Regions from separate parts of the Homo sapiens genome. Here regions 2 and 3 are each linked to region 1. The links are chromatin contacts, found by Hi-C or POLR2A ChIA-PET in ENCODE. All regions are on one chromosome and are shown on one strand. Each heading gives the region's core, a stretch centred on a gene start or an enhancer-like site at or near the end of the contact. The rest is flanking DNA. Distances are from core to core; before and after follow the strand shown. Region 1 holds the start of MORC3 (MORC family CW-type zinc finger 3). Region 2 holds the start of LCA5L (lebercilin LCA5 like). Region 3 holds the start of EPCIP-AS1 (EPCIP antisense RNA 1).

Region 1 (2,861 bases), core at 279-2,778:
TTTTTTTTTTTTTTGAGATGGAGTTTCGCTCTTGTTGTCCCGGCTGGAGTGCAGTGGTGTGATCTTGGCTCACCGCAACCTCCACCTCCTGGGTTCAAGTGATTCTCCTGCCTCAGCCTCTCCAGTAGCTGGGATTACGGGCATGTGCCACCACACCCGGCTAATTTTGTATTTTTAGTAGAGATGGGGTTTCGCCATGTTGGTCAGGCTGGTCTCAAACACCCGACCTCAAGTGATCTGCCCGCCTTAGCCTCCCAAGGTGCTGGGATTACAGGTGTGAGCCACCACGCCCTGCCAGCTAATTCAATTTTTTTTTTGTAAAGATGAGGTCTCCTCGTGTTGCCCAGGCTCGTCTCGAACTCCTGGGTTCAAGAGACCCTCGCAATGTAGCCTCTCAAAGTGCTGAGATTACAGACATGAGCCACTGCACCCAGCCAATTTCTCTTTCTAAAAATAATTAATTTTTTTGAGACAGTCTCACTCTGTCGCCCAGGCTGGAGTACAGTGGCGCGATCTGGGCTCACTGCAACCTCCTTGTCCTGGGTTCACCCACTTCTCCTGCCTCAGCCCCCCGAGTAGCTGGGATTACAGGCGCCCACTAATATGCCCAGCTAATTTTTGTATTTTTAGTAGAGATGGGGTTTCACCATGTTGGCCAGGCTGGTCTTGAACCCCTATCAAGTGAACCCCCAACCTCGACCTCCCAATGTGTTGGGATTATAGGCATGAGCCACTGCACCGGCCTTATGCCTTTAGGACTCTTATTTATTTATTTTGAGACGGAGTTTCACTCTTGTTGCCCAGGGTGGAGTGCAATGGCGCAATCTCGGCTCATTGCAACCTCCGCCTCCTGGGTTCAAGCATTCTCCTGCTTCAGCCTTCCGAGTAGCTGGGATTACAGGCATGTACCACCACGCCCGGCTAATTTTGTATTTTTAGTAGAGATGGGATTTCTCCATGTTGGTCAGGCTGGTCTCGAACTCCCGAAGTCAGGTGATCCGCCCGCCCACCTCGGCCTCCCAAAGTGCTGGGATTACAAGCGTGAGCTACCGCGCCCGGCCCCAGAACTCTTTTTTTTTTTTTTAAATCATGAGTTAGATTGATAGTTTTCAGGGCAAATCCAAACAGTCTACATTAATTTCCGTCTTTATTTCGTTAAGGTTTCACATGGACACTGGTGGATATGGAATGGCTTTTTTCTGCGCAATTCACATCCGACCAGGTCAAGTGACTGGAGTTCACCGGTCTCGGGTATACCGCATCTCGCGCCAGGCTTCAAACTCTAGATCCCCGAGTCTCGAGCTCCAGCTGGGTGTCGAGACGGGTACGGGCCGGCCGCGCCTCGCGCATGCGCCCTAGGCCCGCAGGGCCCCGCGCTGGAAGCTCAGCTCCCACTGTACCCTGCTTTAACCAGTCAGGCAATTCATCTTCCCCAAGCTCCCAATTCGGCATTGCCTGGAGGCGGAAGTGGGTGGGAGGGGCCAGACGTGCGCCCCTCCCCGGAAGTGGGCGGTACCCATAGGGCTCCACAGTCGTTCCGCCACCTCCCAGTCGGGTTGCGGCGGAGGCCGTTCCTGGCTTTGTAGCTCGCTCAAGATGGCGGCGCAGCCACCCCGCGGGATACGCCTCAGCGCGGTGAGCAGCCGCGAGGGGTGGAGCGGGCCGTGTCCCAGGAGGGCGGGCGGGCAAGCGAAGGGGGGCCGGCAGTGGGCGGTGGCGGCTTGTGGGGCCGACGCGGCGGCGGGGGCTGCGGCGGGGCCCGGGGAGGGGGCGGCCATCTCGCTCCCGTCGGCGGAACAGCTCGGCTGCGGGCCGGGCTGCGTTCCGTCGCCTCTGCATTGTGTTTCTGTTTTGCTTCGGGGCGGGCCAGGGTCGCGGCTCCTCCTCCCAGCTCCCTCCTAGTCTCCCAGCAGCTGTCGTCCGCGGGCGAGGCCTCGGCGGGAGATCGGTCTGCTCTCGGGGCCGCGGGGCCCCTGACCCTCTTCTGTCCGCTGGGCGTCGTGGTGGGAGGGAGCGGGTTCCGCGTCCAGAAACGCCGGCGGCCTCGACGTCCCGGGGGCGGGGGGACGGGGCTGCGGGCCTGCCTGCGGGCGAGTGGAGTCAGGATGAGTGTGCCTGATGCCTGTCAGTGCCTGCAGCTTCCTTGGCAGTGGAAGCCTTGGGGCCCAGACCCTAGATCGCTGAGCTCGAGCTCTCCTCTTTATCCCGCGTTGCGTCTGTTTTGGGGCGTTTCGAGTTCTTGGAAACCCTGTGAACATTTCTTGTATCTTAAATCGTAGGGAGCGGTCACACAAGATAACTTGAAATCTCACGTCCAGGAAATGTGGGCGTGGCTTCCCCACCTGATTATCCTAAAAAACTTTTCTACCTTGTGAGCGCAGTTGATGTTATGCTGAAATGTTCCTCTTTTCTGGAGGTTGTTGACTTTTGCCAAAGAATGACTGCCCTAGTGCCACTAATTTTAACATTCGAATGGGTAGTGACTCCTTGGGGTACAAACACGTAGTGAATAATTGGTGCATTGCTCTGGGACTTTCATTCGTTTAGGCAGATTCTAACACCTGGTTTTGACGGACTTTAAATTTTTTCTAGTCCGATATTTGTGAAATGATATTTGCTTTTACTTGCGTTTCCTTGACTGTTTGTGTTGTTGAGCTCTTCGCATGTATTAGTCTTTGTGGTTTTTTGTTTTGTTTTTTTGAATTGCCTATTCATATCCTTTGACCATTTTCTGTTTTTCTTTTGGGAGGATCTTTATTGATTTGTAAGAGTTCTTTACGTATTCTGGATAAAGGTCCATCCTTTCGTTATGTAACTAGCTTATTGAGTGAGCTAGGCTTTAGTAGTTTGAAAATAGAGGA
Region 2 (2,859 bases), core at 1-2,500, 3.1 Mb after region 1:
CTTACTCATACGAAATAACAGAGAACGGGGAAATACCATTAAGACTGTCATGCTCAAGTGGGGGAGGGGCAGACTCAGGGAAACCAATTAGGAAGCAAGTAAAATAATCCACGCACCAGATGATGGGGGCCTGGACCAAGGTGGTGACAGTGGCGGTTGAGAGAAATGGTAGAATTGTGAATCTATTCTGGGTGCATTTTGAAGGCAGTGCTGACAGACTGAAGGTGAGGAAGAGAAAAACAGGACTCAAACAGGATGCAAGACTCGGGCAACTGGAGGATGGAATTTCCAGCAACTATGATGGATTAAGATTGTGGGAGGACAGGCTTGGCTTGGGGAATTATTGAGCGCTATCTTGGACGAGCTGTGTTTGAGATGCCGTAGACATCCAAGTAGGGATGTGGCAGGCAGCTAAATGCAGGGATCTGGTGTTCAGGGGAGGGGCGAGGGCTGGGAATGCACACTTGGGGCTCACTGGAATTCAGATAGGCTCTGAGTACAGGCGACTGGATGAGTTCATCTAGGGATTGAGTGTAGACAGAAAAAAGGCTCAAGCTCACATTCAGCCGTGAAAACTGGTCTCTGAAAAAAGTTAACCGTTGGCTTAAGTGTGGCAACGAAACGTTAACACGCTGAGGGGAGGGTGTGGATAAAGAGCCCCGAGGCTGGGTGAGTGGGGGACAAACACAGACAGAGAAGACATTTCAAAAGATTTAGATTCCTACGAGATAGGGAGATGCCAGCGCTAAGGTTAGAAAGAAAAACTAATCCAAAGCAAAACAGCAAGTAAGCAGAGGCAAAATCGGAGGTCAGATAGAAGATTCAGATAGAAAAACCCCAAAGTTCCCTCGGTGGGGCGGCGGTGAGATCGGCCTCCGCCCCCTCGCCAGACCCAGGCGCGGCCCCGGGAGCGCTAGGTCACCTCGGCCCAGGCCGTCCCCCTGCCCAGCGGGCCTGAGAGTACGTGTGTCGCCGGGGCGCCCGGTCACTGCCGAGCCGGGGTAGCTGTTCCTTGGCAAACTGTGCCGCGAGGAGGAAACGGCGGGGCGCCAGCGAGGCAGGCAGGGGCGAGGACTGAGTGACCGGCGATACTGGAAGCCCAGAAAGAGCGTAGCAGGAGGGTCCGGAAGGGCCCAGAGCTGGGGCTGTAACAGGGTAACCGGCTGAGGGGGACGACGGCAGCAGCGGGGCCGTTACCTGCTCCGCGCTGTTCCCACGACTGCGCCAACGCCGCAGCGCCGGCGCGTCCCCATGGAAACCCGCGCGCGGGGCCTCCTGGGAAGCGCCGGCCTGCGGGGGCTGGGCGCGCGCATGCGCACTCGGGCAGCAGGAGCCGCGGCGGGGAGGGGCGTCTTGGGCCTGGAGGTCAGTGTGGCCTCGCGTTTGTCTTCGGTGACGGGAAGTGAGTTTCTTGTGTAGACGTCTGTAAACGATCCTCCTGCCGTCCCTGTTCGGCGCCCGGGACCCTGCCTTCCCGCGTGGCCGCACCGAGACGAGGGAGCCTGTCACGCGCTCTGGCGCTCTCCTGACCTCTTAAGGCTCTGTCAGTCTTAGGTAACTTGAGTCAGTAGGTGGGTGTAGACGCCTGGTCAATTCCTGGGAAGCACAGTTCCCCTATTAACCCCTTGTCATAAAGACGATTTTTTTTTTTTTTTTGTAAAACAAAATCTGATGACAAAACAATGCATGTTTGGCATAGAGAATTTAGAAATGTACAGGCAAGTCCAAAGCAAAAGTCAAAATCACCTAGATGATGGAGTTATAGATGTTTTTTAATGACAGCATAGGAATTTGGCATAATTTAGGAAGACTTACATTGTTTCCTTTTATTTATTTACTTTTTTTCCTGCATCAAAGCCATGTTGAATATCCTTGCAGATGAATCTTTGAGGTCACCCCTGACTGTTTCCTTAGGATAAATTCCTACAAGCGAGGTTGCAGGGCCAAAGCATATGCTCACTTTGAGGCTTTCTAAAGGTAGAGGGAAACTGCCTTCCAGTAAGTGTCCCGATACTTGGCCCGCATTGGAAATTCTCTTTTTTCTTAAAATTTTTTTGCCCATTTTATTGTCAAAAATTGGCATCTTTAATTGTATTCACTTCCTTTTTAGTAGGAAGAATAGACTTTTTCCCATATCTTGAGTGCCATTTGTCCTTATTGTGTGATTTGCATTTTCCTGTCTTTTGTCCATTTTAAAACTTGACATTCATCTTTGTAAAAATGGGTTTTGTAAGGACTTTTGATGCTTGAAAACTTGGCTTGTGATATACGTTGCAAATATTTCCTCAATTTGTCAGTTACCTTTAATTTTGTTTACAGTGTATTTTGGTATTTGTGTAGAGTCAAGCTTATTACATTTCTCTATAGTTTCTGCATTTGGTTTTTATATAAAAGGAGAAACGGGTGTTTTTTTTCAAATTGACTTTAATCCTACTTTGGTAGAAGTGGGTTAGGACAAGCTTTCTCTCCATATCACCATTTCTTCCTCTAGAAATGCATGACCCACCCTGAGTTTTGGTGGGCCATGCATTTCTAGAACTCCTTAGGTAGGGAATTATCCGTATAAGATGGGTGCCGGTTGTTTTTGCTGGTGGTGGTGGGCGGGGCAACATCTCCAGGTAGGCAAACATTAGACAAATGTCACTCTAGACTTGACATTATGGAAAGATGGGCTGATGCTTGGTGGGTGGTGGTGGCCCCATGACAGTAACGAGAGCGGAGTTTTGCCATTGCGGGAGCATCCAACCCTGGAGCTCATGACTGGAGGAATTGAAAGGTAGAGTTTCCTGAGAATGGTTTCCTCCTCTTTTCTACCAGCTTTTCCCAGTCTGTAGACATGATAAGTCACTGCAAATCTGC
Region 3 (2,902 bases), core at 302-2,801, 3.5 Mb before region 1:
AAGATTTACAAAACTTAATTTCTTTTTTCGTAACATGGAATTAACTGGGTTATGCACATTCAAATGGTCAGAAGAAAAGATTTAAGGCTCATTTAAGATCAGCAATCTAAAACCACTGCAGCCTGGCCTCCCACAGGAATTGGAGAAACTACCTTGCTTTTACTATTTTTACACCGTCTCGCTTCACTGTTCCCAAAGTCAGTGCGAAGAAGGCTGGGTATCTGCTACCCCTAATTACTTTTATGGGTAAACTGAGGCTCAGCGACTGCAAGGGACTGGCCCAAGGTCACTCAGAACCAGAGCTGCAACTCCAGGCTTCTGTTCCCTCTCCTAGTATTCCTTTTTACAAACTCGGCCTTCATGGTCGAGGATGCCTGGACAGAGCATCCAAGAAGTGTGGGCGCAGTGACCTGCAGAGGGCTCGGAAAGCATGCCAAGAGCAGCCAGGGGACCCACACCAAGTTGGCCCTGAAACACGCCAGGCAGAAAAGAGGCAGGACAGGGAACACCGAATTTCCCCTGAAACACTCTGAATGCCTGATCTGAGCTCCGGCCCCGTGGCAGAGGAGGTGGTTAAGAAAAGGCTGGGGGCAGCGCGGGAACGCGTCCCTTGCCCGAGCAGAAGGCCGGAGGCTGGGGAAGATTCGCAGCCGGTCGGACGGCAGGGGACTCCGTTCCAGGGCTCCGGGGCTGGGCGTCCAGAGAATACGGGGGCGGGGGACGGGGGCCTGCGTCGGGGATGCGGCCGTCTAAGGGCGTCCGAAGCGCGCACTTTACCTTCCTCCTCGTCCTGGAAGCTGAGCAGGCTGGCCCGGGGCACCTCTTTGTTCTCGCGAGGCCTCTTGCGCGGCTTCAGCCCGTTGCCGGGCTCCGCGCCGCCGGGGAAGCCGCCCCCGGCCTCAGCCCCGAGGCCCGGGGTCAGCGCGGAAGGCGGCGACGGCCCCGGGCCCAGCAGCGACTCCCCGCCAGGGGCCCTGTCGCCGCCACCGGGGCCCGCCTCTTCGCCCGTGCCCGGCGGCGGCAACAACGGCGGCGGCTCCTGCTCCTCATCGCGTTCCCGCTCTTCCTCTTCGGAGTCGTTCCGCTTGCGCACGTTCACCCGCCGGGCCTTTCGGAACATCCCCGCGGCCCGCACGGCGGTCGAATACTCGCTTCCACACCGCGGCCCCGGCAGCGCCGAGCTCGTGACGGCGCACGCGCGCTCTCCGGAGCTCCAGCCGGGTCGAGTCCTCTGTTGCTACCGCGCACCCCACGAGCGCGCATGCGCCTATGCTCCCACGCGCTCTCAATACTTGGAGAAAGAGAGAGAGTGAGAGAGAGAGAGAGAGAGAGAGAGAGAGAGAGAGAGAGAGAGAGAGAGAGAGAGAGAGAGAGAGAGAGAGAGAGAGAGAGAGAGAGAGCGAGAGAGAGAGAGAGAGAGAGAGCGAGAGAGAGAGAGAGAGCCCCACACCTCTCGCGAGAGCGTCGGCTCTTTGCATCGCTCTCTGTCGGAGTGGAGTACTATTAGCATGGAACTCTGGTGTTGTTTGACAGGTCACAAAGAGGATCATAGAGATGAGAAGAAAGAGTAGGCTCTGTTGTCCCTCAGACGGCGCTGCTGCAGTGCGTCTTCGCACTTACGCGGAGCGGTAATGTGAGGAAGCCTCCCGCCAAACAGATGAGGGAGGAGGAGGAGGGGAGAGGCCAGAGAGAGAAGCGGCTTTCGGGAAGGAAAGTGTGATCTAGTAGGTGGAATAGTCCTCTCCAAACTTTGACCTGAGGTGTGACTATTGGTAATTACTAGTTATTCTTGAGTAATACTTTGTATTTCTACAGCTTTATAGCTACAGAGCTCTTAGAAAGACATTGAATTTTATTTATGATACAATGTTACTTCAAAGACATTGAATTTCATTTATGGTACAATGTTACTTCAAAGACATTGAATTTCAGTTATGATACAATGTTACCTGGCTTGATGTCCCCCGTTCCCCAGTCTTTCAGGAACAAGGAAAGCAAAAGTGTTTCCGTGTTTTCTAAAGAATGCCAAGTTTGCAAGCAATTCTATGACTAAATACTTTCCAAAGCTTAGTGAGTTTCAGAAACAAGTGGAAGGAAAATAGAGCAGGGGGTGGGGAAGGTTGTGACAGTTCTCAGACTTGCGTGACAAAGCCCTCGCTGGCCACACCTTCACAGGGTGATTGCGCCTAAGGTTGAACTCACCGGCTTTCCCTATCTCATCACCGAACTAGAAGTTTTTCCTTCGGGCATGCACCTGTGCATGCGAATTCATTTTGATGTTTCGAAATTAAAAGGGTATTCGGTAGAGTGAAAAAAATCCACCCATGTCTGGAAGGCTGTTCACTTCCTCAGTGGCAATGTTAACAGTTTCTTATGATCCTCTAAAGATGTTCCATGAACATAAAAGCAAATAAATATGCATATTTTAATGTGTTCCCCTTTTTACACAGATGGTGTGTAAGCTGCATTTTTAGCCTACCGTAGATTGGAGATCGGCCCATATCTGTATATGAAGGGTTGTGTTTTTTTGGTTTTTTGTTTGTTTGTTTTGAGACTAAATTTCGCTCTTGTCGCCCAGGCTAGAGTGCAATGGCGCGATCTCCGCTCACTGCAATCTCCGCCTCCCAGGTTCAAGTGATTCTTCTGCCTCAGCCTCCCTAGTAGCTGGGATTACAGGCACGTGCCACCACGCCCAGCTAATTTATTTTGTATTTTTGTATTTCACTCTGTTGGCCAGGATGATCTCAATCTCTTGACTTCGTGATCCGCCCGCCTCAGTCTCCCAAAGTGCTGGGATTACAGGCGTGAGCCACCGCGCACGGCCGTCTATTTTTTTTTTTAACCCACCTGCGTAGTGATTCATTGTTGGGATATACCGTAATTTATTTAACCAGTTCCATAA

Evidence for each region. A loop is a pair of places that touch in the nucleus more often than their neighbours do. ChIA-PET counts read pairs that join two places held with the same protein, here RNA polymerase II (POLR2A). Pooled maps may share reads with other maps.
Region 2: a loop to region 1 is called in a map with no recorded cell type, with 17 times the contacts of the local background. The contact joins the promoter of LCA5L here to the promoter of MORC3 in region 1. A Hi-C loop is called at or near these places in 1 of 37 single-sample maps with no recorded cell type and 2 of 50 pooled maps. POLR2A ChIA-PET finds 5 or more read pairs at or near these places in 1 of 52 experiments (HCT116).
Region 3: a loop to region 1 is called in a pooled map, with 11 times the contacts of the local background. The contact joins the promoter of EPCIP-AS1 here to the promoter of MORC3 in region 1. A Hi-C loop is called at or near these places in 1 of 37 single-sample maps with no recorded cell type and 6 of 50 pooled maps. POLR2A ChIA-PET finds 5 or more read pairs at or near these places in 1 of 52 experiments (A549).

What each region holds. Positions count from the first base shown.
Region 1 is chr21:36,318,669-36,321,529 of GRCh38, forward strand. It overlaps MORC3 (MORC family CW-type zinc finger 3), which reads left to right and starts at 1,529. Exons shown (of 17, transcript NM_015358.3): 1 at 1,529-1,635. The coding sequence starts at 1,597. RefSeq lists a silencer at 1,653-2,112.
Region 2 is chr21:39,444,528-39,447,386 of GRCh38, forward strand. It overlaps LCA5L (lebercilin LCA5 like), which reads right to left and starts at 1,251. Exons shown (of 11, transcript NM_152505.4): 1 at 1,198-1,251. The region is part of intron 8 of GET1-SH3BGR (GET1-SH3BGR readthrough); the gene reads left to right. It overlaps MIR6508 (microRNA 6508), which reads left to right and starts at 2,483; the gene lies at 2,483-2,542. It also overlaps a transcript of SH3BGR not described here. RefSeq lists a silencer at 1,162-1,421.
Region 3 is chr21:32,770,549-32,773,450 of GRCh38, forward strand. It overlaps EPCIP-AS1 (EPCIP antisense RNA 1), which reads left to right and starts at 1,552. Exons shown (of 4, transcript NR_024623.1): 1 at 1,552-1,760. It overlaps PAXBP1 (PAX3 and PAX7 binding protein 1), which reads right to left and starts at 1,207. Exons shown (of 18, transcript NM_016631.4): 1 at 778-1,207. The coding sequence starts at 1,120. RefSeq lists an enhancer at 874-1,863.